2 separate regions of the Homo sapiens genome follow, and region 2 is linked to region 1. Evidence: chromatin contacts called from ENCODE Hi-C or POLR2A ChIA-PET data. All regions are on one chromosome and are shown on one strand. Each heading gives the region's core, a stretch centred on a gene start or an enhancer-like site at or near the end of the contact. The rest is flanking DNA. Distances are from core to core; before and after follow the strand shown. Region 1 holds the start of CD99L2 (CD99 molecule like 2). Region 2 holds the start of EOLA1-DT (EOLA1 divergent transcript).

Region 1 (2,527 bases), core at 10-2,509:
TTTCTGCAGCCCTAAGATTCAGGGCAATGGATGTAAGCCACACGGGAGATTTCGGCTCCATCTCAGGGAGACCCCACACCCCACTGTTCCTTAGGGGTTGGTGGGAGCCACTGAGGGGGGTGCCTATGGCAGCGAGGGCTGGGTTGGGGGCACAGGAAAGCTGCCGAATGGATATTGAGGGGAGGTGGTAGTAGCCGCCCTCTAAGGAGGATGTGGCCCTGGGCAGCCGGTGCCGCATAATGGCAGGGACAGGCTCACGCTACCACTCCGGAGAGCAGTAGCGCTTCCTCTTTGTCTTCGAGAGCCGGTTGCAGCTGGGGCTCTTCTAGGGAGCGTTCCCATCAACTGCTGCAGCGGGCATTTTGCTGGTCGGCACAGTATCGTATCGGAATCTGATTTCTTCGGGTCTGGGAGACGGACTCCGTTTGCGGGGGTTCATGGGAAAGGACTGCAGCGCGTTTGTCGGTCATTAAGCACGTTTTTGAGATCGACTCTGCAGATATGAACTTGCACTTTCAGCGCATTCATCAAAGCCTCGGGAGAGCTGACCCAGTCCCTACCCCCAGTCTCCCGAGCCCGCGGCGCTTCGGCTCCGGGACGCCCCCATCCTCCCCTGTCGCCCACCCGGGCGCCCCCGGCCTCGTTTTCTCGAGACGTGTCACTGCTTGTTGACCGCAGCCAGTCACGAAAACGGTCCTTTTCTTCAGTCTCCGGCCAGGGTTTCACTCCTGCAGGGAACAGCGGGTGGGGACAGAGTGCGGGGCTCCGTGCTGGACGGTGTCTGGAGGGGCCCCAAGGGAACAACCCTTCACCGGGAGAACACCAAGGCCAGAAGGGGAAGAGCCCTTCTCAAGGTCACCCGGGAGGAAATCGGCGCCCACCGGCGCTGCCGCCTCCCGCTCCCCGGCACTGGTGACTCACTGCTCCAGGTCCGCGGGGCCACCTCCGAGACTTCGGTCTCGAGGACCGAGGTGGGACAGGGTCTGCGGACCGCGCGCTGCCGCTGGACCCAGCCCAACCCAACCCAGGCCTCCCCACCCACCGGGTGCCCGCAGGCCACGCCCCTCGCCCGGAGCCCCGCCTCCAGAACGCGGCCCCGCCCCCGATACTGCAGCCTCGCCCCGCCCCCCGGCCTAACCCCAGCCCAGGCGCCCTCAGGCGCCGGCTCTCTAGCGCGCCCGACCTCCATCTTCCCGGGGCCGCGCCGCGCGCGCGCGCGGGCTTTGGGCGGGACCCTGCAGAGGCGGCGGGGCTCCTCCTCCCGCTCCTCCTCGGCCTCCCCTTCGGGCGCTCTCGCGCTAACTGTGCTCCTCCGGGGCCCTCCGCCTGCTCCCAGCCATGGTGGCCTGGCGCTCGGCGTTCCTTGTCTGCCTCGCTTTCTCCTTGGCCACCCTGGTCCAGCGAGGTAAGGCGGGCGGGGGGCGCGCGGGGACCGCGCGGGGACCCCGCCTTGTGGGCCCAGGGGTCGCTCTGCGCATGAGCGGCACGGTCCCCGCCTCTCGGGCCTGCGGTGGCTGCCACCGGCCGGCCCGGCTGTGCGAGGCGGAGCGGCGGGGGTCCGAGCCCCGGGCCCGTGGGGGTTGACTCCGCCGCGGTCGGAGTAGCCGGAGAGGAGGGGTGGGTCCCCTCCTGACGCTGGGCTGGAAACAGCGGGATGGGCCCCCTAAAATCCTGAACGAGCAGGTGTACCACTGGTGACAACAGCTGTCCCCAAGAGTTTACCTTTGAGAAAACCTTGAAGAGAGCAGTCATTTTCGAAATTTGCTGCGAGGCCACCGACAGCAGAAGCACCTGGGGAACTTCCTAGGTGGATTCCTAGCCCCTTTCATCGGGATCACAGCGGGCATGGGCTGTGGGGGGGGGGGGGGGGGGTCAGCGAGGCGTAGGTCTAACCAGCTCTCTAGGTGCTTCTGCCGTCCGCTTCAGTTTTTGAGACTTTGGTCATGTTTTGCCAAGGAGCAGGAGAGAGAAATCCCGCTGAATCAAGGAAGCACGTTTCTTAGACCCTCTGCTACTCAAAATGTGGTCCAGGGCCCAGCCGCATAGGCATCACCTGGGAGCTTGTAAGAACTGCAGCATCTCACGCCCCGCCCCCGACCTACTGAGTCTGATTCTGCATTTCAACTAGATCCGCGGGTGATTCTCTGGCACATTCAAGTTTGAGAAGCATCTTAGTAGAATAAATGCAGTCTGTGGTTAAAAATAGGGTCTTAAACATGTACCAACAGAATCTTCTTACACTTATTTATATCCTATGTCCCCATCAGAAAAAGGGATTAAGGGAAACACTGTAATTGAACGTGAATTATGCTCCAAGCTTCCTGACAATAGAAGCGAACCCAGCTGGTGGAAAATATGTGAGCTCAGGAAACACACACACACACACACACACACACACACTTTGTCCTAGTACTGAGTTCTAGTAAGATTTATGTCACATAAAGGAACACTGGAAAACAGTGGATGGTACTAGCCAAGCCACTTTTGCAAAAGATGCAGAAATGTTTTTCATGTGGGCAACCCACCT
Region 2 (2,527 bases), core at 1-2,500, 1.4 Mb after region 1:
AGCTCCCGTCATCCCTTTCACGAAGAACGTACGTGGGCGCGCAATCACGCATGTATGCACACCACGCACGTACGCGGGAGGCACGTACTCAGCCATGCATATAGACAGCAAACATTATGAATCTCGCATTCTCGAAGACACGCACTGACGACATCACGCACGTACGCACGCCCTGGCTGCTAGGAGACGCTATTCTCTTTACCTGGCCCTGATGCGCGCCAGCCAACCAGGCCAAGGCCAGGGGACCTCGAGACCGGCAGCCTCGACGAAGAACCGGAAGGAGGAAAAGGAACGGGAGGGAGGAAGAGTAAGTGGAAGGGTGGGACGAGGACACCAGGCAGGAGTTTTGGGCCCAGAGCTGCTATACCAGCAGGGAGGAGCTGGGAGAAACCGCTGGGGAGGGGGTGGAGGCGGGGCTGAGAGGAGGAGGGCGGAGCTGGGGGAGGGGCCGAGCGGGACTGACAGAAACAATTGGGGGCTGGGTTGAGGGCGGGGCTGAGATAAGAGGCGGGGTGTGGGGCAGGGCCGGGCGGGGCTGAGAGAAACCATTGTGGGCAGGGCCGTGGGAGAGCTGAGCGAGGAGAAGCTGCAGGAAGAGCTCGCGGACTCTTGAGAATCAGCAGGGGGAGGCAGGTGTCCGCTGAGAGAAGGAGGGAGGGGGAGAAAGAAATCACTGGGAGGGGCTGGGGGCGGGGTTTTTAAAGCAGCTGCGTGAGAAGTAGGGCGGGGCTGGGAGAGGCGGGGCTCTGGGGGGGCTGAGAATGCTGGGGAAGGTTTGGGGGCGGGGCTTTGGAGGCAGCCACAGGAGAAGCAGGTCGGGGCTGCGGGCGGGGCTCGGGGTGGGGCGGGGCTGAGAGAAACTGCTGGGGAGGGGGCCGAGGGCGGGGCTTTGGGAGCAGCCGCGGGAGAAGCGGGGCGGGGCAGGGAGGGGAGGGGCGGGGCAGGGAGGGGCGGGGCTGAGAGAAACTGCTGGCTGAGGTCGGGGCTTTGGAAGCAGCCCCGCGAAGAGCAGGGCGGGGCAATGGGAGAACTGAGCGAGGAGCAGCTGCGGGAGGACCCCTCGGACTCCTGAGAACCAGCTTAGGGGAGCGGGGGCTTGGGGAGGTGTAGGGTGGAATCACGAGAAAGCTCTGTGGGAGGGCCTGGTGCACAGCTCAGCTGCAGCGTGGAGCTGAGGGAAAGCCGGGCGTTCCTGGAGGAGGAGCAGGGCGGGGCTGTGGCAAAGAGGTGTGGGAGCAGATGGGGCGGGGCTGCGGGAAATTGCTGGAGAAGGGGGAGCCAAGCTGGAGTAAGGCTGGCGGGTGAGAATGGTGGGGGAGGAGCTAGTGCAGAGCTGGAGGAAAGAGCTGAAAGGTGCTGGGGTGGGCAGAGGGGTAGGAGAAGCGGGACGGGGCTAGAGGAGGCGGAGCTGGGACTGGAGATGCAGGGTGAGCAGGGTGGGGCTGCAGCAGGAACTGGGTTAGAGCTTCTGGAGGAGCCGCCTGCAAGAGGAGGGCGTAGTTGTGGGAAAGAGCTGTGGGTGGAACTGGTTAAGTGCTGGGAGGAGGAAGAGCTGGGGGCGGAACAGCTGGGGCGGAGCTGCCGGAGGAGGAGCTGGGGGTGGAGATGCTGGTGAAATGAAGCAGAGCCGAACTGGGGGTGGAGCTGTGGGTGGAGCTGGGGGAGGGAGCTGAGGCCCTTCTGTGATGCACCCTTAGGCAAGAGTCAAAACTTGCCCGCAGCGACCTAACTGCACCTCCAGTGTCTACCCCCATAGGGCACGGAAGCAGCAAGAAGGGCGGGAACACTTGACTGGGGTCTATGCAGCTCTAGGCTGAGTCTTGCAGGGCTGAGCCCCCCAGGCCTGCTCTCCTGTGTCCTAGCCGCTCTGTCAGTGCCTGCCAGTGGGGTCCGGAGGAACCGTCTCTTTAACGTCTCTTTTGCAGGTGATGAGAAACATCCCCACTCTTAATGTCTTGCCTCCTCCGACCTAAGTCGCCCAGCACACAGCCCAACTTCCCTGGCAAACTTGCTTTTCAAACTCTCTTCTCTCAGTCACGGGCTCAGGTTCTGTAGTGCTGCCATGCTTTACTCCTCTGTCCCTCCCCTTATCTAGTCTCCCGCATTGACTTCATAACCAAGTTCTGGGTCCCTGCCTCTGGAGTGCCTGATGAGACAAAACGGCTCCTCGTCCTGCATCCCCGCTGCTACTTCCAGAATTCAGGCCTCGTGGTCTGGAGCCTGCACTGTTCCATGAGCCTCCTGAGCAACCTGGAGTCCTCTGTCTTTCTTCCCTCAGGTCTGTCGTCCACATTCCATCGGCTCAGTTTCTAAGTCACAAATCTGTCCCCAGCAATCCTCTAGTGAAAACGCTGCTGGGCCTTCTCAGGTTTAAGTCCTAGCAGTTCAGGGAGTCGGCTCAGCTCTCCCCACCCTTAAGCCAAACACTCTTTGGGTTCACGCTGTGCTGTTCAGTCACTGGTCCCCACCAGCCTGCTGTTCCAGGTCTCCCTGCTTTGCACCGGCGGTTCCCATGGCCTTGTCCTGG

Evidence for each region. A loop is a pair of places that touch in the nucleus more often than their neighbours do. ChIA-PET counts read pairs that join two places held with the same protein, here RNA polymerase II (POLR2A). Pooled maps may share reads with other maps.
Region 2: a loop to region 1 is called in a map of naive thymus-derived CD4-positive, alpha-beta T cell, with 13 times the contacts of the local background. The contact joins the promoter of EOLA1-DT here to the promoter of CD99L2 in region 1. A Hi-C loop is called at or near these places in 1 of 168 maps with a recorded cell type or tissue (naive thymus-derived CD4-positive, alpha-beta T cell), 2 of 37 single-sample maps with no recorded cell type and 10 of 50 pooled maps. POLR2A ChIA-PET finds 5 or more read pairs at or near these places in 1 of 52 experiments (GM10248).

What each region holds. Positions count from the first base shown.
Region 1 is chrX:150,897,400-150,899,926 of GRCh38, reverse strand. CD99L2 (CD99 molecule like 2) reads left to right here and starts at 1,259. Exons shown (of 11, transcript NM_031462.4): 1 at 1,259-1,405. The coding sequence starts at 1,339. RefSeq lists a silencer at 975-1,584.
Region 2 is chrX:149,538,475-149,541,001 of GRCh38, reverse strand. EOLA1-DT (EOLA1 divergent transcript) reads left to right here and starts at 1,250. Exons shown (of 10, transcript NR_027455.5): 1 at 1,250-1,301; 2 at 2,096-2,278. It also overlaps a transcript of EOLA1 not described here. RefSeq lists silencers at 397-587, 620-689, 700-1,009, 1,760-1,839.